Regions from separate parts of the Homo sapiens genome. Here regions 1 and 2 are each linked to region 3. A link is a loop called in an ENCODE intact Hi-C map of the cell type or tissue named here. Cell type or tissue: mammary epithelial cell. All regions are shown on one strand.

Region 1 (8,000 bases), 91 kb before region 3:
TAGCTGTGACTACAGGCGTGCACCACCATACTCAGCTAATTTTTTAAAAATCTTTTTTAGAGATGGGGGTCTCTCTCTGTTGCCCCGGCTGGTCTCATGGCTCAAGTGATCCTCCTACCTCAGCCTCCCAAAGTGCCGGGATTATAGGTGTAAACTACTGCACCCAGCCAAAGAAGAGTTTATTATCCATTTCTTCTTCCCTTTCCTCCTGCCCTTAAAAAATTACACAGTTCAGTGGGTAAAGTTGGATGACCTTTGGACATTATAACATGGCTACTTTTTTTGCAAAATTAAATCAGAAGTGGATGTGACTTTCTCAAATTGCATTCTTGGTGGGGCACAGTGGCTCATGCCTATAATCTCAACACTTTGGGAAGCTGAAGCGGGAGTATCACTTGAGACCAGAGGTTTAAGACCAGCCTAGGCAACATAGTGAGACCCCATCTCTACAAAAAATATTGGCCAGATGTGGTGGCATGGACCTATAATCCCAGTTACTTAGGAGGCTGAGGTGGGAGGATGGCTTGAGCCTGGGAGATTGAGGTTACAGTCAGTGGTGATTGCACCGCTGCCCTCCAGCCTAGGTGACAGAGCAAGACCCTGTCTTTTTTGGAGAAAGTCTTGCTCTATCACCTAGGCTGGAGCGCAGCGGTGCAATCACGGCTCACTGCAACCCCAAACCCCCAGGAGACAGGGTCTTGCTCTATCACAGGCTGTAGTGAGCCAAGATCAGGCCGCTGCACTGTAGCCTGAGCAACACAGTGAGATTCCATCTCAAATAATAATAATAATTAAGCTTAATGAAACCCCATAGTTAACAAGAAAATATAAAATTGTGTTCCTTATTTACTTAAAGTAGGGAAGTATGTAATACTTTGAAATACCTTTATAAAATGAAGTTTGGTCAATTAAGAGAACATTCTTTGTTTTTCAAACCTCTTTCTGCTTTCAACCTCACACAAAACTATAGGCAATTCAATAAAGGTATCACTTTACATTCCTACATAATTAATTTAGTATATTTCTCATTCATCTGAGAGCATGAATAAAATGTAAAAACAATATTTGGTCAAGAAACACTGCAATGCTAACTATAAGCAAGTTTATACATGAAATAAAAATCTCTAGTTTTAAAGAGATGTAATTTTTCAAAGTATTAAAAATGAATGGAAACTCTAGGACTTTTTTATCTTATTTTAAACTTCTATTTCTTTTTCATTTTATATATTTTTCCTTTTATTCTTAAATACTCTCCCATGCAAAAACCATAGGACTTTATCACCACAAAACCCTAGTGGGAATCAAGCAGTGAAAAAAAGCTTGAGTTCAGACTGTTACAACAATGACCAAACAATATGCCATGGTAATTTAAACTGAAGGAAAATGGACATTTAACTTGCCTCTAAGAGACCTGGGTTAACACCAACATAGGCTGTAGATTCAACCTAATGAGACTGGTCCCACTATAATCTATAAGAAATAGAATAAAACAGAAAGTATGGGAAATTTAATCAGCAGGAGCTAATGGAGAACTGCAAACAAAGTCAAAATTTGAAAATGGCACAAGTCAAAGATCCTACAGAAGGGCAATCATAAAAGCGACAGTAGTAATCTTTTTACCCAAAAAGGTTCTCCCAGATAGCAATCACTATCAACAGTGTCATCTTCCAATGTGAAGGTCAACAAAAAGAGAAGAGACAATATGGAGTATTAAAATGCAGAGTCATGAAAACAAATGAGCTGATATGACATCAAAGACATAATTTGGAAATGTCATTTCAAAAACACAATAGAAAAACAAGAGGAAGAAAGGCAATTAGTTAAAACACTACCTCATCACTACCATCACTATGCCTCCCTTTTAGCCAAGGAGTTGCATTCACACACTGACCTTGTAATTTCCATCTTCTCATGATTTTGAGGCAAACCTACTCCAAAGTGTTTTTCACATATGCATCTCACCAGCAAAAGCATTTCAAAACCAAAATATTAAAATTCCTCAGCTGAACTAAAATGAAAGAGGACATTTATGAAAGCTCAGTAAAAAGAATATGGAGATAAACTGGAAGGAAATCAGAAAATGTTTTTTGCAAAAAAATATGTCTATTAAGTATCAGACTAGACAACTAGTCTGAAAGGTAAAAGTGGAGGAATAAAAAACTCAGCACAAAAAGTTCTACACGTGTAAAATGTGAAGGATATACACATGAATTAGAGGAAGAGTCTCCGGGCTGGACAGCACAGTATTAAGAAAAATTCTTTACTAACCAGATTAAGGATAATTTGAGTTAATACATTGTTTCCACCTTTCTTCCTGGTATGTTCCTTAATCATGTGTCTAAATGTGAAAGGAAAATTTCTAATTTCCCTACATTTTCAAATATCCTGAAATCTCCAAAGAGCCTCCTTCTTGTAAAGCAATTGCTTTTGAAAAGTACTTTCAAGCAGTTTATCATCAATCTCATTTTAAAACGTTTACTTTTGAGAAAGATAATTCATTATAATTTCCTGAAATACTGAGCATCCTAAATTTTTCCAAATTAGCGGATGGGGATGGGAGTTAAGGGGGTTGGGGAGGCTGGCTGCTGGCCCAAATTTCCAGAATCTGATTTCCCTTTCCAAGAATCACAAGAGATAAGAAAAAAGAATTCAGGATAGCAAATAATCCATCTCATCTTAGTACCAAACAGTAAGTACACACATCTCCCACCAGTCTCCCACTCACCCTAGCCTCTCAGCCTAGGCTAGCCTCCATGCTTTTCCCAGTCTACTCCTGAATCGCTCCTAAGCTTTTGTCTCCGGGTCTTTGCTCTTGCTGCTCCCTAGCCTAGAGCACTTTTACCCCAGTATAGCTAAAGAAACAGCACCTTCACCTCTGTTGGGTTTTTCCTCCAGTGTTAGCTTCTCCATGAGGCCTTCTCAGGGCACTTAAAATTAACCCCTCCCCAAACCCCTATTATTCTATCTCCCTGACTCATTTTTTTCTTTCACATCGCTTACCACTACATCAAGTATTTTACCTATTTATCTGTCTAGAAATGAATTCCATACAGACAGGAATTGTTTGGTCTGTTTTGCTCCCAGTACTTAACAGTGTAGTAAGTGCTCAACAGGGTATCTGTCAAATAAATGAATGTATGAATGAATAAACAAATGAATGGAAGCACATGGTTCCTTCTCCCTCCCAAACCTCAAGAGTCTCAAATGCTGTCAGGTACCAAAAAGTCATGAAGCCCTCTCCTTTCTGGTGAAGCACTACCATCACCAGTGTATTCCTTGATGTTAAATTTCGAAAGAAACATCATGTGACATTTTTCCAGTTACGTGCCACTTTTAAATACTTTTCTAGTGTCCTCTTCTGTTGTCAACATCTGATGTAAAAGCCAAGTACATATTCCAGTTTGAGCACATCAGAAACTGCTACACCAACTAGTAAAACACGTAAAACCATCAATGAATAAGAGAAAGTATTTGTGTTCTAGGCAAAATGGACAAAATAAGGCCAAAGCTACAAATATTAGAAGGAGCAAAATTAATGTACAGAAAGAATGACAGAATTTTTTTTTCTAATCTAGGAAGTCATTTGATTCTAAAAAGGACATACTATATAAAGAAAGAATACCTTCCCCAGGCACAACATTGGGAATCAAAACTGCCTTAATTCAATGTATGTAGCTCTAGAAAGGAAGCTGTTCACAGCTTCTAGCCCCATACTCAATTTCTTGCAAGTTAAACTGGAATACTTACCTTTCTTACAGAGAGACTACGTGTGTTTAAGTGCTTTGACTTGCAGGAAAACGAAAACAACAAAATAAAAAACACAGTACTAAATAATTAACTGCAAAACAACGTTATTGCTTCCCAAACACGGTCATACGCTCCGCTTCTTTCATGCCCCCATTCCCTGTTCGCTTGATTTATGTTTCAGTCGCAAAACAAGTATTCAGAGTGCTTTTGGAAACTGACACTTAAGGATAATGCCCATTTCAACCTGATGTGAACATTTGGGTCCCCAAGGCTGCCATGGGCTCTAGTTTCCCAGCCTCGGTCCCAAGGTTCCGATCATGGTGGCTGCACCTCGCCTCAGGCCTGGTCCAGACCCAGTACTCTCGCCACGGAAGGAGTCTCCTCCGTCCAGATGCTCTGTGGGGAAGGCAGGAGCGCACCTCCCAGGGACCAGGTGTGGACAGGAGAGCCGGCAGGAGCAGCTGTCTGGCCGCAGCAGCTGTTACCGGGCCACCCCGAGACTGGGCGGGTGTCTGGCGCGGAGAAGCAAGCAGAGGAAGGCGAGCCCTCCAGCTCCGAGCAAGCCGGCCTGACACTGCCCACCCCACAACCCTCCTGCCTTGTTCGGCTCCCCTCGCAATGCCAAGAGGCCCTGGCCTAGGGGCTTCTCGGCTCCTCGCGGCCGTGACGCGCCAGGGCCCTCAGCGCCCCTCGCCCAGGAGGAGGCTCCCTCCGGCCCTGCACCTGACCTGTCCCGTCGCCTGACGGCCCAAGCCGGCCGGAGCGGCCTGTGGGTGTCCATGCGGCCGGGCCAGCTCGGGCAGGAGGAGCAGGGGCGCGAACGCGGACCGGAGACACAGGCGGCCCGGGACGCGGCGGCGGGGCCGGGGCGCGGAGCAGAGCCGGGCAGGGGAGCGACACGGAACGGCTGGTTACCTGCGGTCCGGGACAGGGAGTCTCAGAACCCCAGTCAGTCCTCAGCCTCAACAACACAAGATGGCCGACACGTCGCCACGCACGTCACGTGACCGCGCTCCCGCTCCGCCACGCCCCCTGCTCCGCCCCCGCCCCTTCCCGCTTCCCTCCCCACTCTCCAGTCTCCCACGACATCCTTCCTTTCCGCCACCACCCGCCCCTCTGCCCAGACACGCCCCTGCCCGAGACCCGGATGAAAGGTTGGAAGAGGGCGGGGCCGTGGCAGTGCGCAGGCTCCCGCTGACCCCTTGGCAGCAGCCGGGTACCTGCCCTTGAGTTGAGTGGTGTTGGTGTCCAGGGTTGGGCCCGGACCAGGCACCGTGTGACTCACTGTCCTGTACGCCCAGAGCTCTTTTGCAGTTCAAAAGCCTCTGCATCACTTGCGGGCTGGTTTTCCAAATTAGAACTTTTCCACAGCTTTTAGTCCGGCATTTTTCTTCGCAGTTGCCATCCTAGAGCGAATGGGAAAGCCGCAAAAGCTGAAATTCAAAGCAGTTTCTCTACTTGTTAACAGTTCTGGTAGAACTGGGAATTCATTTCAGAGTGTTGTACTGGGACAGCTGGAAAGGACTTGAGAGCTCTGATTCCTTCCTAGGACATCTGGGGCTATAACCCTTTTACCTAGAGATGAACTATTTTGGAATTGACAGATAAAATACAAGACACCCAGCAATATTTGGGGCACACACTGAAAAATTGTTCGTTGTTTTTCTGAAATTCAAATTTAATTGGGCGTCCTGTGTTTGCTAAATCTAGCAACTCTATCCTTAGGCATCCCATTCTTGCCTGTGTCTCCAACTTCTTCCTTCCTACAGGATCCTTCCTGTCAGCTTTAAAGATTACTTGTGTCTCCCATCTTAAAATGGAATGTTAAAAACTCCAATTCTCATGCCGGGCGCAGTGGCTCACACCTGTAATCTCAGCACTTTGGGAGGCGGAGGTGGGCGGATCACGAGGTCAGGAGATCGAGACCAGACCATCCTGGCTAACACGGTGAAATCCCGTCTCTACTAAAAATACAAAAAAAAATGTAGCCGGGCGTGGTGGCACGCACCTGCAGTCGCAGCTAGTCGGGAGGCTGAGGCAGGAGAATCGCTTGAACTGGGGAGGCAGACGTTGCAGTGAGCCGATATCGCGCCACTGCACTCCAGCCTGGCGACAGAGCAAGACTCCGTCTAAAACAAAAACAAAAACCTCCAATTCTCGGCCGGGCAGTGGCTCACGCCTGTAATCCCAGCACTTTGGGAGGCCGAGGCGGCGGATCACCTGAGGTTGGGAGTTTGAGACCAGCCTGACCAACATGGAGAAACCCCGTCTCTACTAAAAATACAAAATTAGCCGAGCGTGGTGGCGCATGCCTGTAATCCCAGCTACTTGGGTAGCTGAGGCAGGAGAATCGCTTGAACCCGGGATGCTGAGATTGCGGTGAGCCAAGATCGCGCCACTGCACGCCAGCCTGGGCAACAAGAGTGAAAATCCGTCTCGAAAAAAACAAATAAACAAACAAACAATCAAAAACACCAATTCTCCCTCCTGCGACCCTGTTCCCTTTCAAAGCCAAGCTGCACCAAAGAATTGTTTATATGCACTTTCTCCATTTCCACACCTGGCATGCAATCATCAACCACACCGATGTGGCTTCTGTCCTTTCCTATCTGCCTATTGCTTGCCCTAAGAACACCCCATCCTACAGGTTGATAACTGGAGTCTTTCAGTCCTCATCTTGACTTCGTGTTTCCCTGTCTTCAATATGATTGGCCTCTTCCTACTTTCTGAAACACTTTATTTATTTATTTATTTATTTTTGAGACAGTTTCGCTCTTGTTGCCCAGGCTGGAGTGCAATGGCGTGATCTCCGCTCACCGCAACCTCCGCCTCCCAGGTTCAAGCGATTCTCCTGCCTCACCCTCCCAAGTAACTGAGATTACAGGCATATGCCACCACGCCCGGCTAATTTTGTATTTTTAGTAGAGACGGGGTTTCTCCATATTGATCAGGCTGGTCTTGAACTCCCGACCTCAGGTGATCCGCCCACCTCGGCCTCCCAAAGTGCTGGGATTACAGACATGAGCCACCGCTCCCGGCCTTCTGAAACACTTTCTTCCCTTGACTTTTATACCCTTACCGCTCAAAGTGGTACAGTAGCATCAACATCACGTGGAGACTTGTTAGAAATACAGAAACTCAAAGGAGCCCTTCACAGTCCCATTCTGCAGAATTCTACCCCCATAGCTTGGGAAAACATAGAGAGATCCCATTTCTAAAAAAAAATAAATACATAATAATTAGCCAGGCGTGGTGGCGTGCACCTGCAGTCCTAGCTACTTGGGAGGCTGAGGATCACCAGCCCAGGAATACAAAGCTACAATGAGCTATGATCATGCCACTGCACTCCAGCCTGGGCAAAAGAGCAAGACCCTGTATCTAAAACAAACAATCAAAAAGAACTCTACCCATCATCCATGTTGTTCTCTTCTCCTTGATCTTCCCCCTGAACTAAGTGCTCCAGATAGGCCCATGTTAAAAGATTCGTAAACATGACATTATGTTTTAGCCTTTGCACATGCTGTTCCATCCTGCTGCAATGCCGTTCCCAACACTTACCCACTTCTCCCCAACCTGCAACTCCTGCCAGTCCATGTGTTACTGCCTCTGTGCCTCCATTAGACCAAAGAATTTACCCCTTGAGCTGTTATTTTTAAGGAAAAAAGTAATACTAATACTTGTTATGTACTGACCACCCCATTAAAAACTTTCCTTGCACTGTCTCATGTGATCCTAGTAAGAGCGCTATGGAGCAATCCAACCAGGCTTCTGAGAGAAGTGCTTACCATATCCAAATCTCAACCAGGATTTCCAAGCCCAGGCTGGCAAATTGTAGAACCCATGTCCCTAACCAACTTGTCATGCCACCTCTCTGATGCCATGCCACCTGTACATTGCCTATACATATATTTTTTAAATTAAGATATAATTTGCACACAATAAAATTTAGCACTTTTAGTGCACAGTTCTGCAACTTGAGACAAATATATACAAGTGGCCAGGCACGATGGCTCACGCCTGTAATACCAGCACTTTGGGAGGCTGAGGCAGTCAGATCACCTGAGTTCAGGAGTTCAAGACCAGCCTGGCCAACATGGTGAAACCCCATCTCTACTAAAAATACAAAAAAAAGTAGCTGAGCATGATAATGTAGAACTGTAGTTCCAGCTACTTGGGAGGCTGAGGTGGGAGGATCACTCGAGCCTGGGAAGCAGAGGTTACAGTGAACTGAGATTGTGTGCCACTGCACTCCA
Region 2 (8,000 bases), 140 kb before region 3:
TGTCCTTAAGGATCTACAAACGTTTCCAAATAATACTCAAAAGCTACAGATACTACAGCAAAATCTAGTCAACTAATAAGCATCAACATACCAAGAAATAGAAGAAAGCAGACCTATGAGGATGCAGGATAATCCTTAGAGCATAAATAGTAACTTCCTATTTTCATGCCTTAGCAGGAAAAGAATAAGAGTTTGCTGGGGCTCAGAGCTAATCACAAACCTGTTCTTCTTCTGTAAAGGGTACCAGAGCCAATGGTGGAAGGGGTTCCTCCTGGAGGATAGGCAGAAATTCTTTATCCAGAAGGTCTGAAGGTATCTGTAGGACCAAACACATGATTATGAGATTAATGCTATTTCTGCAATAAGAAGAAATACAAGAAGATAAATCCAAGAAAGAATACTCTTCTATTTATTGTTGATTATTATAAATACAGATTAATGCTTATTCAGCCATAATTGACTTCTATAGTCCTTATACATTTTGAGAGAGTCAATATTAAAAACCCCAGTCAATACTCCCCAGCTTCTCAAGTGATTGCCACTTTTGGATTTAGCACTAACTCTGCTATACCAGAGCACAAAGTAGAGGAATAAAAGTCTCTACATTAAATGCAAAGCAGAAGATGATAAGGAGAGTTTTATAAGCAACTGTATGTGTCCTTAGCAACCATCATTAAAATCTGAAATTCTCGATCACTGAAAAACAAAGTATACTGGAGGTGGGGCATTGTGGCTCACGCCTGTAATCCCAGCACTTTTGGAGGCCAAGGCAGGCAGATCACTTGAGGGCAGAAGTTGGAGACCAGCCTGGCCAACATGGTGAAATCCCATCTCTACCAAAAATACAAAAAAATTAGCCAAGCGTGGGAACGCATATCTATAATCCCAGCTACTCAGGAGGCTGAGGCACAAGAATCACCTGAACCTGGGTTGCAGAGGTTGCAGTGAGATGAGATCACGCCACTGCACTCCAGCCTGGGTGACTGAGCCAGACTCTGTCTCAAAAAAAAAGTATATTGGGAAAAAATACAAAATATTATTTCTTACTAGTCAGTGAGTAAGATAAAAGTCATAACAAAAGTATATTTTACACTGTTTCAGTTTTGATCTAAGTGACACAAATGTAGTGTTACATTTTAAGGTTTTGTCTCCACTGAAAATTTTATATAGCCGAAGGTGCTCCTCCTGTTGGCTCTTTATTTTTAAGTGGCAAGTAGGATAAGAGGTACAATAAAGAGAAAGGAAAAATTCTTCATTTCTTAGCCACTGAACTAGGATACAAATAGACATGAAAGGGGGGTTAAGAGGAAGTTAGCTAGAGAAGGCAGTAAGTGCTGACTACTCTCCTGTTTCCATGAAGCTGCCTAAAATATAGTGTGTGATAACACTTAGAAGATCCTCTGTTAACTATTGCAGGCTTCAAAGCAGGGAAACAGTTAAGGTGGAAAGGCATGGGTCAATACATTAGTAAAATAAATCAGTTTTCATGTATCAGTACATCATGGTATATATCCCAAAGTCTCATTCACAATTTTGAACTCTTTTCCTACTTTCTTACCTTGTTGTCTTTAAGGAAAAGTGCTAACATTTCTTCTCTGCCGTAACGATAATCTGCTAATTTATACTTCGGCAATGCTGGAGAAAGAGGAGGGGATGTAATACTCCCACCACTGGACAGAGCTCGGAGCCTAGAATAGAAAAGACAGAGAATATGTCAAACATTCTGGTGCTACAGACTTTTTATACTATACACTGTCAAAAAAAATTCATTTTAGTTCTTTAGAAGAGCAAAAAGAAATCCTACTATCTCAAAGTATCAGACTTTAGCTTTAATACAATCTTTTGTCATGGCACGCTAAAAGGGCAGTTTATTGAGAGATAACTAGACAACCATGTGGCAATTCCTTAACTTAAAAGGCATCACGGCTATGTCCCCCAGAAGCTTAGAGAATGAAAAAGGGACACATTTTTCCAAATTTTAAAAGGCGCATATGATTAAAACAAAAGTGAGATACTACCTTACACTCACTAGATTCATAAAACTTAATAAGTCTGATAATACCAGGTGTTGGTAAGGATGTAAAACAATGGAAACTTTCAAGTAGTGTTTGTGGTATTATAAACTGAAATAATCACTTCAAAGAATGATTTGATAATAGCTAATTATTTAATTATCTATTTGGCAATTTGGTAATAGCTAAAATATTTAATAAAGTATGCTATACAAAAGAAAAATCAAAACACAGCCTATAGTAATGATAATTTTTATATAAAATGCATAAACCTGCAGCTAGGTTTATACTGTTTCAAGACATACAAACTGCAGCAAAAGCATAGAAACAAACATGAAATTGACAAATACAACATTTAGAATAAGGTTATATCTGCAAAAGATTAAGATTATAAAGGCAGCTTTAATTGTACCTACAATGTTTTATTTTTGTAGCTTGCCAATGAATACATGGGTGTTTATCACAATTTATATTTTTATATGCCTGAAATATTTCACAACGTTTTTAATAAAAGCAATTAATGGTCAGTGTAGAGAATCTGAAAATGCAGTAAAGTACAAAGAGAAATTGAAAACTACATGTACTGCTAAGAAGACAAATAAAAAATATACTCCAAACTGATAAGAAAAGTTGCCTCTAAAGAACAGAACTTGGGGAAAAGGGACTATTTTGTTTAATTTTAAAATAATATATTTTTATGGGGAAAAAGGGAAGAAAACTTCAGCAAAAAATGGCGAGTAAGATTCTACTGTAGCACTGTGTCAGACAGCAAGTGGAAAAACTAACATCAGGAGTAGCTGATATCAAGCATGAAAGGGACCAAGCTACTTTAATTCTAGTTTAGACTAAGGAAAAATTCAATAGAAGCATTGAAATATGTGCCCAAAACTGCTAAGCTTTATTCACAAAGCAAAAAAGAAGGGAATAATCTACTAAATTATGACACATTAAATATTAATATGAAGGCCAAGTAAAACACAGTAAATATGTGCACATTATTAAAAATAGCGTATGCATAGTAAACAGTAAAATGTGTTTACAAGAATAAAGTAATATTTAAAGAAAAAATATGCATTAGTAAAGTGAGACTGTTGGGGTGGGATTTTTTTTTTTTACTTATTGTGGAAAATTTTTTGTATTTTCATAAATGCACCAAAAAGCAGATGACAAACTCCCGTGTAATTTTTGTATTTTCTGTAGAGACAGGGTCTCACTATATTGCCCAACCTAGTCTCAAACTCTGGGCCTCAAGCAATCCTCCCACCTTGGCCTCTCGAAGTGCTGAGATTACAGGCATGAGCCACCATGCCTGACCCAAAACATTTTTTTAAAGTCTGGGTTTTGCTGATTTTATCCATGATATAATTAAACATTTTTCTGTCTTTTGCATTTCATGTAAACTGGTGACTGAGTATAGAGATTTTGAGATTTTCATCAATTTGGGTTCTTTTTTGGCAATACTTCGTATGTAGTGGTATGTTATTCCATCAAGAGGCACACATTGTGATGACGTGTTTGTGATACTTGCAGTAATTTATGATCAATGCTTGGTTCCCTAAGTTCACTAAGGTTGTAAGTGATTATATTCTTTCATTCCTCCCTTATGTATTAGCTGGAATACTTCTGCAAAGATAAATTTTCCTCTTATACTACCTGGTATAGTTACCAAATAATACTGCTTAATACAAGAAAGGAGGGAAAAAGCCTTAATTCTTATTTGTTTTCAAAATAACGACTAGGTTCACTTGCACCTTCCAACAGTGTCCAACAGTAACACATTATTTTATTAATATATTTCAATTCACAGCAATTATTAACAGTGTTCAAACTGTCTCATCTTTGAAGAGTGGGAGACTCTTCAGGTTGGCTCCTGGGTCCTTTTGACATGACCCTAGCAGTCTTCAACAGCTTCTTTTCTATCTGGTATGTCAGAATGTTCCAGGTTCATCTTGTATTTTTCTTGCCTCAGACCTGAAATCAATCATTTCCAGGGAGCCCTGGATTCACTTTCATTTATAGAAATACCACAACCTGGGTTCTGGGACTGCTCACTGCTACTCTGTTTCCTTTGCAAATATTCTTGGGCTTGGAGGTCATTTAGTTCAACCCCCATAAAACAAGTTAAACAACCAGGTAAGCAAACAACATACCCACAAAGGAATGGTCCAATCACTCCTTCCAAGAAGAAAGGAACTACCCCAGTACCTTCCAAGAAACTGCTTTTTATTAGATTCCTGTAAAGTTGGGCTCTTTACTGAAGAAGTGGAATTAATATCCACTGAACACTGAAGCTGAAAATTTCACACGTGAACTAGCTCATTTAATCTAATTTAACCTTCACAACAACCCAAACATAACAGATAAAAATAAAGCTGAAGGGTTAAACAACTTGTCCACAGTCACGGGCAGCAGAACAAAGATTCAAACCTAGGTTTTTATTACTAAAAAGACCACAATTGACCGGTTGCAGGTTAGCTCACACTTGTAATCCCAACACTTGGGAAGCTAAGGAGTGTGGATCACTTCAGTACAAGAGTTCAAGACCAGCCTGGGCAACACGATGAAACCCCATCTTGACAAAAAATACAAAAATTAGCCAGGTATGGTGGCTCATGCCTCTGGTCCCAGCTACTCAGGAGGCTGAGGTGGGAGGACTGCTCGAGCCTGGGAGGTCAAGGCTGCAGTGAACAGCCACTGCACTCCAGCCTAGGTGACAAAGCAAGACCCTGTCTCAAAAAAAAAAAGAAAGAAAGAAAGAAAGAAAAAAAAACACAATCTTTCCAACAATTAGGTCTCAAAATCCTATTTAAAATAGCCAGTTTAAAATATACATATATTTTATTAGAACTTGTTTTAAAATATCTTCCTTAACACCAAACCAACATGTTTCCCAACAGTTTCTACCACTGGAGTACACATCTAAGCACTCTTTCAAATGAAAATCATTCTGGTATTGGCAAATAATCACCATGTCTCCCCAAAGACTCCTTCTCATGGCCTAACATTCCTAATTTCTTCAATTGCTGCTCACAATAAGATTTCAAATGTATTCACCACCCTGTCCCTTCCAATGGATCACCAATGGTTTTCCAATGCCCAAGACTAAACATTTCTTATAGTCACCAGATTTATTAAGAGTAACACAGGCCAGGTGCAGTAGCCCATGCTTGTAATCCCAGCACTTTGGGAGGTTGAGGCAGGTGGATCACTTGAGACCAGGAGTTTGAGACCAGTCCAGGCAACACAGTGAGATCCTGTCTCTCCAAAAATAAAAAAAATTAGCAGAGCATGGTGGTGCACGCCTGTAGTCCCAGCTATTTGGAAGGCTGAGGTGGGAAGATCGCTTGAGCCTCAGGAGGTAGAGGCTGCAGTGAGCCATGATCGCAACACTGCATTCCACCTTGGCTGAGAGTGAGACTCTGTCTCCAAAAAATAAAAAATACAAAAATAACACAATAACACAATCAGAGATTTCCTTCAGGTGCTATGAAAAGAAACTGAGGCAAACTGGCAGTAACTCAAACTAAAAGACAGTTGCCTGAGTTAGGATAATGGCTGTACTATGATTCAATAATCGACAAATTCAATTCCAAGTCCCTCTTCACCTGCAGATACTTAGAAAAGCTAAAACATATTTGGGTAATATTCTTCACTAAAAATCCACCTGAGAACTCATGAACACAAAGAAGGGAATGATAGACACTGGGGTCTACTTGGGGGTGGAAGGCAGGAGGAGGGAGAGGAGCACGAAAAACCACTGGGTACTCGGTGTAACACTTGGGTGATGAAATAATCTGTACAACAAACCCCCATTGACACAAGTTTACCTACATAACCTTCACATGTACCCCCGAACCTAAAAGTTAAAAAAATCCACATATGATCTTTATCTCCTCCATACAACCCTCTCTTCTAGAAATTTAATCCCTATGTGCTTTCGTCTGTCTCTAAACATATCTCCTCATTTGTTTAAAACTTTTGATACAGCCATTTCCCTTCTAGCTATGCACTGTTCATCTTTCCTCTTCATCTAGAAACATCTCTACTTCCTCGCTTCTCAGTCACTTCAAAACGCAGTGTGCCTGGTTTCTCCTGCCACTCCACTAGCTCCTGCACTGTTCATCAATAACCTCAACACTGCCAATTCTACCATGGGTAGTAAATAAGTGGCAGCAGCAGGCCCCCCAAAGCCCCATGATACTCCCAAAATCTTCGCTTGGTAAGTGTTGTCCAAAATCCAAACTTCAGCTTATGAAAGCAATTTGGATAGTCAATAAACAATGTGTGAAGGTGTGGGAGTCAAAAGGCACTTCTATGTAAGCTTGTGATTCTCAAGTCCAGCTGTGACCTCTCCTATAGTCAGGCTTTCATACACAACCATGTAAAGCCCATCAGGTTCAATATGCCCAAAACCCTAACCCTACTCATCAACTTATTCATCCAACCCATTCACTGCCCATATTCTCAAACATAGTTAAGGACATCCCAATCTAATCAGCCACTGGATTAAAAATCTGGGATTCATACTTTACTCCTCACCTTCTACCATCTCTCATACCCAATTACCATGTCCTATTAGTTTTAAATCCTCAGTCTCTCAAGTCTTCCCCTGATCCAACTAACCTAATTTTTATTCACACTTTTATTTCCCACCTGGACTGCTGCAAATGCATCCTGAACGATTTTACTAGTCTTAATCTCCTACGTTACTAAGAACTATTTATTTATTTATTTATTTTTGAGACAGAGGCTCACTCTGTTACCCAGGCTGGAGTGCAGTGGCACTATCTCAGCTCAGCTCAGCTCACTGCAACCTCCACCTCCCAGGTTTAAGCAGTTCTCCTGCCTCAGCCTCCTGCGTAGTTGGGATTACAGGCACACGCCACCACACCTGGCTAATTTTTGTATTTTTAGTAGAGATGGGGTTTCCCCATATTTGTCAGGCTGGTCTTGAACTCCTGACCTCAGGTGATCCACCCGCCTCAGTCTCCCAAAGTGTTGGGATTATAGGGGTGAGCCACTGCGCCCAGCCCCAATTCTTTTTTCACTGGCACACAATGACCAATAAAACCCAAGCCTTGTTAACAGAAGGGCTGCCTCCAAGCTCTTATCTCCCACACTTCACATAATAAAGGTAAACATTATGCATCATGAAGTTCCTCTCTTAAATCAGTTCCTTGCCTTATGTTCACACACGTCCTTTCTGCTATCAGGAATATTCTTCCTAATCTTTTTCACCAACAGGGTAGAGAGAGGTGCTAGGAAGGAGATGTTAAGTGGGAAGGAGAAAGGAAGAATAAGGAGAGCTGGAAAGAGAGTCGGAGGAAGGGAGGGAAAAAGAGAATTTGAGATCCTCAAGGCCTTGCTAAACACAAGTTCCTGTCCAGCCTTCATGAAACTAAGAGGCTAGTAGAAGAATATAATAAAGTCATATAAGTGGACATAGAGATATTGAAGGATTTTAGAGAAGTCTTGATCTAATTTACATTTTAAGATTACTCTGCCTGCTGTGAGGAAAACAAATAGAAGACAAAAATGGAAGCCAGGGGCCAGGCACAGTGGCTCACATCTGTAATCCCAACACTGTAGGAGGCCAAGGAGGGCAGATCACTTGAGGTCAGGAATTCAAGACCAGCCTGGCCAATATGGTAAAGCTCCATCTCTACTAAAAAATACAAGTATTAGTCAGGCGTGGTGATGCATGCCTATAGTCCCAGCTACTTGGGAGCCTGAAGCAGGAGAATCGCTTGAACTCAGGAAGCAGAAGTTGCAGTGAGCCGAGATCACACCACTGCACCGCAGCTTGGGTGACAGAGTGAGATTCCATTTCAAACAAAAAAAAAGAAAAAAAAAAAAGGAAGCCAGGAAACATCAGTAGGCCACTGGTGCAAAAATTTATGTTAGAAATGGTGGCAACTTTCACTAAGGTGATAGCAATAGAGATTCAGAGAAATGAACAGATTCCAGAGATACTGTAGAGATAAAATT
Region 3 (8,000 bases):
CAGGCCAGAATGCAGTAATACAATCATAGCTCACTGCAGCCTCAACCTTCTGGGCTCAAGGGATCCCCTCATCTCAGCCTCCTGAGTATCTAGGACGATGGGTGCACACCACCACGCCTGGCTAAGTAAAAATAAAATTTGTAGAGATGAGGTCTCATTATGTTTCCCAGGCTGATCTCGAACTCATGGCCTCAAGCGATCTTTCCGCCTGTGCCTCCCAAAGTGCTGAGATTACAGGCGTGAGCCACTGTGCCCAGCTTAATGTCAGTATTTTCTTTTAGTCAGGTCTTGCTCTGTCACCCAGGCTGGAGTGTGTGGTGCGATCATGCCTCACAGCAGCCTTGACATCCCCAGGCTCAGATGATCCTCCCACCTCAGCCTCCTGAGTAGCCGCGACTACAGGCGCATGCCACCACACCCAGGTAATTTTTTAATTTTTACAGAAACGTAGTTTTGCCATGTTGCCCAGGGTGGTCTCGCACTCCTGAGCACAAGCAATCCACCTGCCTCAGGTTCCCAAAGTGTTGGGATTACAGGCGTGAGCCACCATGCCCTGCCAGCCCAGTATATTTTTTCGGGGCGGGGGGACGGAGTCTCACTCTGTCGCCCAGGCTGGAGTGCAGTGGTGCTATCTCATTGCAAGCTCCGCCTCCTGGGTTCAAGTGATTCTCCTGCCTCAGCCTCCTGAGTAGCTGAGATTACAGGCATGTGCCACCACACCTGGCGAATTTTGTGTTTTTATTAGAGACCTGTGTGTTGCTCCCTGTGGAATGACAGGGGCAGGGTCCTGACCAGGCCCTCTCTCCTCAGTGGCTGGAGGAGCTCACCTGCCCCTACTCCCCAGATAGGCCCAGCCTCAGGGATGGGAGGGCTTTCCGTCCCCAGAGGGGCACTCCCACACCCAACCTCCACAAGGAGCTGATGGCAGGTGGGCCTGGGGCCTCAGCCTTGCAGAACAAACCTGCTGTGATATAAACAAACAGGGACAGACACAGGCAACCCTGTCTGAAGGGTCCCCATTTCCCCAACTCGGGCTTTGGAGAACCCACAAGGACTACCCAGCCCCTCCTGGTATGTGGCGGGACAGGCGCTGTGCCCTGAGCCCTCTCCTTTCACCTTTGGGGTTTAATGCATGTGTGAGGGTTGGAGAAGGAGCCAGTGTTTTGGGGACGCTGCCCCTGTCATTCCACAGGGAGCAACCACAGTGACCTTGGTAAGTATCAAAGGCAAACGGTGCTTCTCCCACGTTACTCTCTCCTCTGAGAAAGGAGACCCGGAGGAGCTTCAGCCACCACTCCCCTGGCCGGGTCCCTGCAGAGGCCTCAGGGCACACCTGGAGTTTTTGTGTTGTGTGCCAAAAGGTAAGGCCAGAAAGGTGAGGATTGATTGTGTGTCGGGACTGTTTCCGTCTCATCTTGGGTGAGTCTTGCATCAAGGGAGATGCCTGGGCTGGGCTGAAGGTGAAGGAGCAGGAGGCCTTTGGGAGTGGAAGAGGCTGAGTGTGGCTCAGGTGAGGAGGCCGAGACTTCCTCCTTGGCTGTCTCTGGGTTTAACTCTGGTCAAGACAGATATCCTTCCTACTGGGGGGCCACTTAGGGGGGCTTTAGTCAATTCATCTCTGAATCCCTGGTACCCAACACCATGCCTGGCACACTTAGGCACTGCAACAAAATGATAAAGGAAGGAACTAACAAATAATTGAAGTGAAAATTTATATTTCACTTGACCTTGCCTTCCCTGATCAGACTATGTTTGCAAACACTTCATTTTCACTTTAAGAACTCATGCATCTTGGCTGGGTGCAGTGGCTCATGCCTGTAATCCCAGCACCTTGGGAGGCTGAAGCAGGCAGATCACCTGAGGTCAGGAGTTCAAGACCAGCCTGGCCAACATGGCGAAACCCTGTCTCTACTAAAAATATAAAAAATTAGCCGGGCATGGTGGTGGGCGCCTGTAATCCCAATAACTCGGGAGGCTGAGACAGGAGAATCACCTGAACCCAGGAGGCAGAGGGTGCAGTGAGCCGAGATTGCACCACTTCACTCCAGCCTGGGTGACAGAGCAAGACTCCATCTAAAAAAAAAAAAAAAAAAAAAAAAGAACTTATGCATCTCATGTTTTAAACATTTTTTTGGTCTTGTAATAGAAGAGATTCATCCATTCAAATGTATTGTGATAGTGATATGTTTCAAAATGCTTTTTCATTGTATTTTATTTTATTTTTTGAGATGGAGTCTTGCTCTGTTGCCAGGCTGGAGTGCAGTGGCGCGATCCCGGCTTACTGTAACCTCAGCCTCCTGGGTTCAAGCGATTCTCTTGCCTCAGCCTCCTGAGTAGCTGGGACCACCGGCATGAGCCACCACACCCAGCTAATTTTTGTACTTTTTAGTATAGACGGGGTTTCACCATATTGGCCAGGCTGGTCTTGAACTCCTGACCTCATTTTCCGCCCGCCTCCGCCTCTCAAAGTGCTGGCATTACAGGCGTGAGCCACTGGGCCCGGCTGTTTTCTGGTTTTTCTTTCCCTCTCTTTGCAATGCTGATCAAGTGTTTTCTTCTCTTTTTCCCAAGTACAATTGGCTCCCCATTCCCATGGGATTCAACCAACCATAGATCAAAAATATTCAGGAAAAAATATAACAATAAAAATCATACAAATAAAAAACAATACAGCAGGACAACTATCTACATAGCATTTACATTGTATTAGGTATTATAAGTAATCTAAAGATGATTTAAGTATATGTAGGTTATATGCAAATACTACACCAATTCATTTATTTATTTATTTTGAGATGAAGTCTCGCTCAGGCTGGAGTGCAGTGACCCAATCTTGACTCACTGCAACCTCCGCCTCCCGGATTCAAGTGATTCTCCCACCTCAGCCTCCTAAGTAGCTGGGATTACAGATGTGCACCACCACGCCAGGCTAATTTTTGTATTTTTAGTAGAGACGGGGTTTCACCATGTTGGCCAGGCTAGTCTTGAACTCCTGACTTCAAGTGAACCACCTGCCTTGGCCTCCCAAAGTGCTGGGATTACAGGCATGAGCCACCACGCCCGGCCTACAGCAATTTATATAAGGGACTTGATTCCATGGATTTGGTATGGGAGTCCTAGAACCAGTGCCTCCTCAGATACTGAGGACTGTAGTTCCATATTATCTTGTTAGTGGTTACCTTCAATTCATTTTATTTGACTTTTAATTAATTAATTAAAAAAAATAGAGACAGGGTCTTGCTGTGTTGCCCAGGCTGGTCTAGAACTCCTGGACTCAAGCTGTCCTCCCGACTTGGCCTCTCAAAGTGCTGGGATCATAGGCGTGAGCCACCACGCCTGGCCCTAACCTTAAATTAAAAAAAAAAAAAATTTTAGCCTGTATTTTCTTTCCTTTTTTTTTGAGATAGGGTCTTGCTCTGTTGCCCAGGCTGGAGTGCAGTGGCCCAATCACAGCTCACTGCAGCCTTGATGCTGGGCTTAAGCTATTCTCTCACCTCAGTCTCCTGATTAGTTGGGACTATAAGCGCATGGCACTACACCCAGCTAATTTTTTTTTTTTTTTGAGACATTCTCGCTCTGTTACCCAGGGTGGAGTACAGTGGTGCGATCTCGGCTAAGTGCAGCCTCCGCCTCCCAGGTTCAAGTGATTCTCCTGCCTCAGCCTCCCGAGTATCTGGGGTAACAGTTGCCTGCTACCACGCCAGGCTTTTTTTTTTTTTTTAATTTTTAGGAGAGACGGGGCTTCACCATGTTGGCCAGGCTGGTCTTGAACTCCTGACCTCAGGTGATCCCCACCCGCCTCGGCCCCCCAAAGTGCTGAGATTACAGGCCTGAGCCACCGCGCCCAGCCCGACCGGCTAATTTTTAAATCTTTTGTACAGATAGGATCTCACTATGTTGCCCAGGCTGGTGTCAAAATCCTGGGCTCAAGTGATCCGACTGCCCTGGCTTCCCAAAGTGCTGGAATTACAGGCATGAGCCATTTAGAAATAAAATGGGCCAGACGTGGTGGCCTGGACCTGTAGTCCCAGCACTTCGGGAGGCTGAGGTGGGAGAATCGCTTTAGCCCGGGAGGTGGACGTTGTAGTGAGCCGTGATCGCGCCACTGCAGCCTGGGCGACAGAGCCAGACCGTCTCAAAAGAAAAAACATAATAAGAAAAAAAAAAAGTTATGATGTGTCTCCAGATTGGGGTGTGCCACTGAGGCCCATTCCGTGCACCCCAACTTTATTTTTTTTTAATTTTTATTTTATTTTATTTTTTTGAGACGGAGTCTCGCTCTGTCGCCCAGGCTGGAGTGCAGTGGCGCAATCTCAGCTCACTGCAAGTTCCGCCTCCCGGGTTCACGGCATTCTCCTACCTCAGCCTCCCCAGTAGCTGGGACCACAGGCGCCCGCCACCACGCCCGGCTAATTTTTTTTTTTTTTTTTTTTTAGTAGAGACGGGGTTTCACCATCCACAGGATGGTCTCGATCTCCTGACCTTGTGATCCGCCCGCCTCAGCCTCCCAAAGTGCTGGGATTACAGGCTGAGCCACCGCGCCCGGTCGCACCCCAACTTTAAAGATGAGGGTCGGTGCAGGTGAGGAACCTGCTCAGGGTCCCCCAGCCCCAGCGCCGGGTCTACCCACGACTGGGAGCGGAGGATGGCGGTGAGTAAAAAAAGAAACCTTCCTCATTCACTGACATTCCAGGGGAGGACGATGGGGACTTCAGCACACCCTGGGATTGCTGCAGGCTGGGGTGTCTCTCAAGAGTTTCGAGTTTAGATTCTCTGGGAGACCAGCCGGCGCGGAGAAGGCTTAAAAGCCCAGCCGATCGCAGACCGTGCGCGGGGCAGGGAAGCGAGGGCCGGGAGTGCCCTCCGGTGGCGAAAGCCAGGAATTACCGCGCACCTATTCTGGACCAGAGTAAAAATCGCCTGGAAAACGTCGAAAATCGTAGACTCTCAAGGGTGAAAGGGGATTTAAAGAGCACTTACTGCAACTCTCCCATCGTATGTCTGGGGACTGTCAGCGTTACAGATCTTGGCCTTCACAGGGACAGTACGGAGAAAGGCAAGCAGCCGCCAAGGCCGGGGTATCCGCCTGCACTTAGCGGGGCTCTCGGAAGCCGGCCTGGGGATGAGCCAGGCGTCCTCGGGCCTGGTGCTGGCGCCTGGCGCGCCCTCTGCTGGATACCGCCGCCTTGTCAGTGACTCGAAATTTGCTCAGAACCGATTTTTTTTTTTTTTTTTTTTGATATGGAGTCTCGCTCTGTCGGCCAGGCTGGAGTGCAGTGGCGCAATCTCGGTTCACTGCAACCTACGCCTCCCGGGTTCAAGCGATTATCCTGCCTCAGCCTCCAGAGTAACTGGGATTACAGGCGCGCATCACCACACCCAGCTCATTTTTGTATTTTTAGCAGAAATGGGGTTTCACCATGTTGGCCAAGCTAGTCTCGAATTCCTGACCTCAAGTGATCCTCCCACCTTGGCCTCCTAAAGTGTTGGGATTACAGGCGTGAGCCACCGCACCCGGCCCCGAACCGAATATCATACCCACAGCATTATTCATTCAGCAATGTTTTTCTGGTACTGAGGAGCCACGTCCTTACGGCGAGAGGAAGCTGGGGGGCCACAGAGCAAACTGTCTGATCACTTGGTTTCTAATCCTTCCCTCCCTCCCTCCCGCCCTCCCTCTCTCTCTCTCTCTTTTTTTTTTTTTTAGACAGAGTCTCGCTCTGTTGCCCAGGCTGGAGTGCCGTAGCGCAATCTTGGCTCACTGCAACCTCCGCCTCCTGGATTCAAGCAATTCTCCTGCCTCAGCCTCCTGAGTAGCTGGGATTACAGACCCATGCCACCACGCCCGGCTAATTTTTGTATTTTTAGTAGAGACGGGGTTTCACCATGTTGGTCAGGTTGGTCTCAAACTCCTGACCTCGTGATCCACCCGCCTCGGCCTCCCAAAGTGCTGGGATTACTGGCGTGAGCCACCACACCCGGCCTCTTTTTTTTTTTTTGACGGAGTCTCCCTCTGTCGCCCAGGCTAGAGTGCAGTGGCATGATCTCGGCTCAGTTGCAACCTCTGCCTCCCAGGTTCAAGAGATTCTCCTGCCTCAGCTTCCCGAGTAGCTGGGATTACAGGTGCGTGCTGCCACGCCTGGCTAATTTTTTTGTATTTTTAGCAGAGACAGGGTTTCACCATATAGGTCAGGCTGGTCTCGCACTCCTGACCTCAGGTGATCCACCCACCTCAGCCTCCCAAAATGCTGGGATTACAGATGTGAGCCACTGCACGCGGCCTGGCCCCTAATTCTTTAACATCCCACTAAGACAGGGGGCTCTGGCATAGCATCTGGGTGTCTGACTCCATCACCTCTGGGGAAGAAAGCAAAGGTGGTGAGAAGACGCTGGAACCGGCCAGCCCTGGAGGCGGGGTCGGCTGGGGCACCTCCTTCCTGGCCTCTGCGCCTACTAGACGCCTAGGCTGGTAAGGTGCTTCCTTATCTGTAAAATGGGACCACAATGATCTGGCTATCAGGGCTGGGAAGGCTTGAATGAGCTTATGTACTCGGAAGAGCCTGCTGGGCCTGAAGGGGAAGGGCACTGTGGGAAGCGTGGTGTCAGTGCCAGGACTTAGGGAGAAAAAGAGGCCTCAGGCTCCTGGCCCCAGGCATGTGTGTTTCCCCATCTTGCTGAGCTGTGGGAAGTGGGAAGCTGGAAGAGAAGGGAAGAGGATGAGCCGTGTTTCAGACCCTGAATGTTGAATGTGGGGTGACAGTGAAGTCTCGTGTCTACTGGGCAGGTAGGGTAGGGAGAGAGACAAGAGCCTGGGTACCACAGAAGACGACCACCTGAGGTCTTGTTGGCATGAGATGGAGGAGCAGAGAGGGGAGGATCTGACCCACGGCCCAGGCAGGAGATCAGGAGACCCACCCTGAAATGAGAGTGAGACGGGTGTTCTCCAGGCCACGGACGATGCAGAACCCGGCAGGGTGGGCTGGAGGCTCCAGGAGAGAGCGGTGGCAAAAGAGTGGTGTCTGCTGCCCCAGAGCGTTCATTTCAGAGGCTGGAGAGGGAAGAAAATCAAGAAGGAAGGAGGTGGCCGCGAGCAGCTGTTTTTAGCTGAGAAAGGAGAAATCAGTGAAGGGTAAGACGAATAAAAGATAGAAGGGGACAGGAAACTGTCTTTTTAAAGGAAAAGATCATTTGGTACCTATGAAGAAGCATCTGATGAAGGTCAACATCCACCCCTGATAGAAACTTTGGGTAAATTAGCAGTAGAATGATTCCTTGAGTGAATATGAAGAAGAATCCTCTCTAGGTAGCTGTAGGAAATCCTAGAAGCACTGAAGTTCAGTCTACAAGGAATAAATCCCAGTGGCACTGCAATCATTTGACATTTTTTTCTGGATATTGTGGCCAACGCAATGACACACAAAAATAAAGTAGTGTAATGACTGGGAAAGGGAGAGGCAACAATTATCATGATTTAAAGCCAAAAAACTCAGAGCCACCAGCCTCTCCACAAAACGAAATAAAACAAAAGTCTCACAAAAGCCAAAGCATTGTCATCCGAGGAGAGCGAGGGGGAAGAAAACTTAGTAGTTTTTCTTCTTCTCTTCCTCCTTCTCCTCCTCCTCTTCCTTCTTTCTTCTTCATTTCTTCTTCTTCCTCTTCTTTCTTCCTCCTCCTCCTTCCTCCTCTTTCCTCCTCCTCTTCTTCTTCCTTCCTCCTTCCTCCTTCCACCTCCTCCTCCTCCTCCTCTTCTTCTTCTTCTTCTTCTTCTTTCTTCTTTTTTTTTTTTTTAATAGAGATGGGGTCTCACTTTGTTGCCCAGGCTGGTCTCAAGCTTCTGGGTTCAAGCAATCCTCCCACCTCAGCCTCCCAAAATGCTGGGATTACAAGGGTGAGCTGCCACACCCAGCCAATTGATTGGTTTTTGGTGGGGAGAAATTCACACACATTTCTTGATAACCCGAGGTCATAGAAGATTTTGTATTGTTGAGAGTGCAGTAGGA

The links. Peaks named below come from ENCODE experiments on the same cell type or tissue, not always from the same donor. Only the 100,000 strongest peaks of a DNase experiment are listed, where the experiment ranks them.
Region 1: a loop joins it to region 3, with 7 times the contacts of the local background. A loop is called at or near these places in 23 of 110 quality-filtered maps.
Region 2: it touches region 3 in a loop (2.9-fold over the local background); 2 of 110 quality-filtered maps call a loop at or near these places.

What each region holds. Positions count from the first base shown.
Region 1 is chr2:232,694,055-232,702,054 of GRCh38, reverse strand. It overlaps GIGYF2 (GRB10 interacting GYF protein 2), which reads right to left and starts at 4,724. Exons shown (of 29, transcript NM_001103146.3): 1 at 4,663-4,724. RefSeq lists enhancers at 3,526-4,220, 4,221-4,917 and silencers at 4,422-4,751, 4,782-4,871. In mammary epithelial cell, no CTCF peak of the experiment used is centred here; DNase peaks (open chromatin) are centred at 4,294 and 4,884; H3K4me3 peaks cover 2,500 bases; H3K27ac peaks cover 2,581 bases.
Region 2 is chr2:232,741,303-232,749,302 of GRCh38, reverse strand. It overlaps GIGYF2 (GRB10 interacting GYF protein 2), which reads right to left. Exons shown (of 29, transcript NM_001103146.3): 4 at 1,559-1,688; 5 at 221-316. Among named protein-coding and RNA genes, the nearest start is that of KCNJ13, 31 kb to the left of the region's middle. In mammary epithelial cell, no CTCF peak of the experiment used is centred here; no DNase peak of the experiment used is centred here.
Region 3 is chr2:232,603,154-232,611,153 of GRCh38, reverse strand. It overlaps LOC105373929 (a long non-coding RNA gene), which reads left to right. Exons shown (of 5, transcript NR_187951.1): 2 at 355-422. It also overlaps a transcript of EFHD1 not described here. Among named protein-coding and RNA genes, the nearest start is that of EFHD1, 26 kb to the left of the region's middle. RefSeq lists enhancers at 5,069-5,238, 5,279-5,328. In mammary epithelial cell, CTCF peaks have their summits at 4,856 (motif pointing left) and 5,183 (motif pointing left); a DNase peak (open chromatin) is centred at 4,873; H3K4me3 peaks cover 714 bases; H3K27ac peaks cover 336 bases.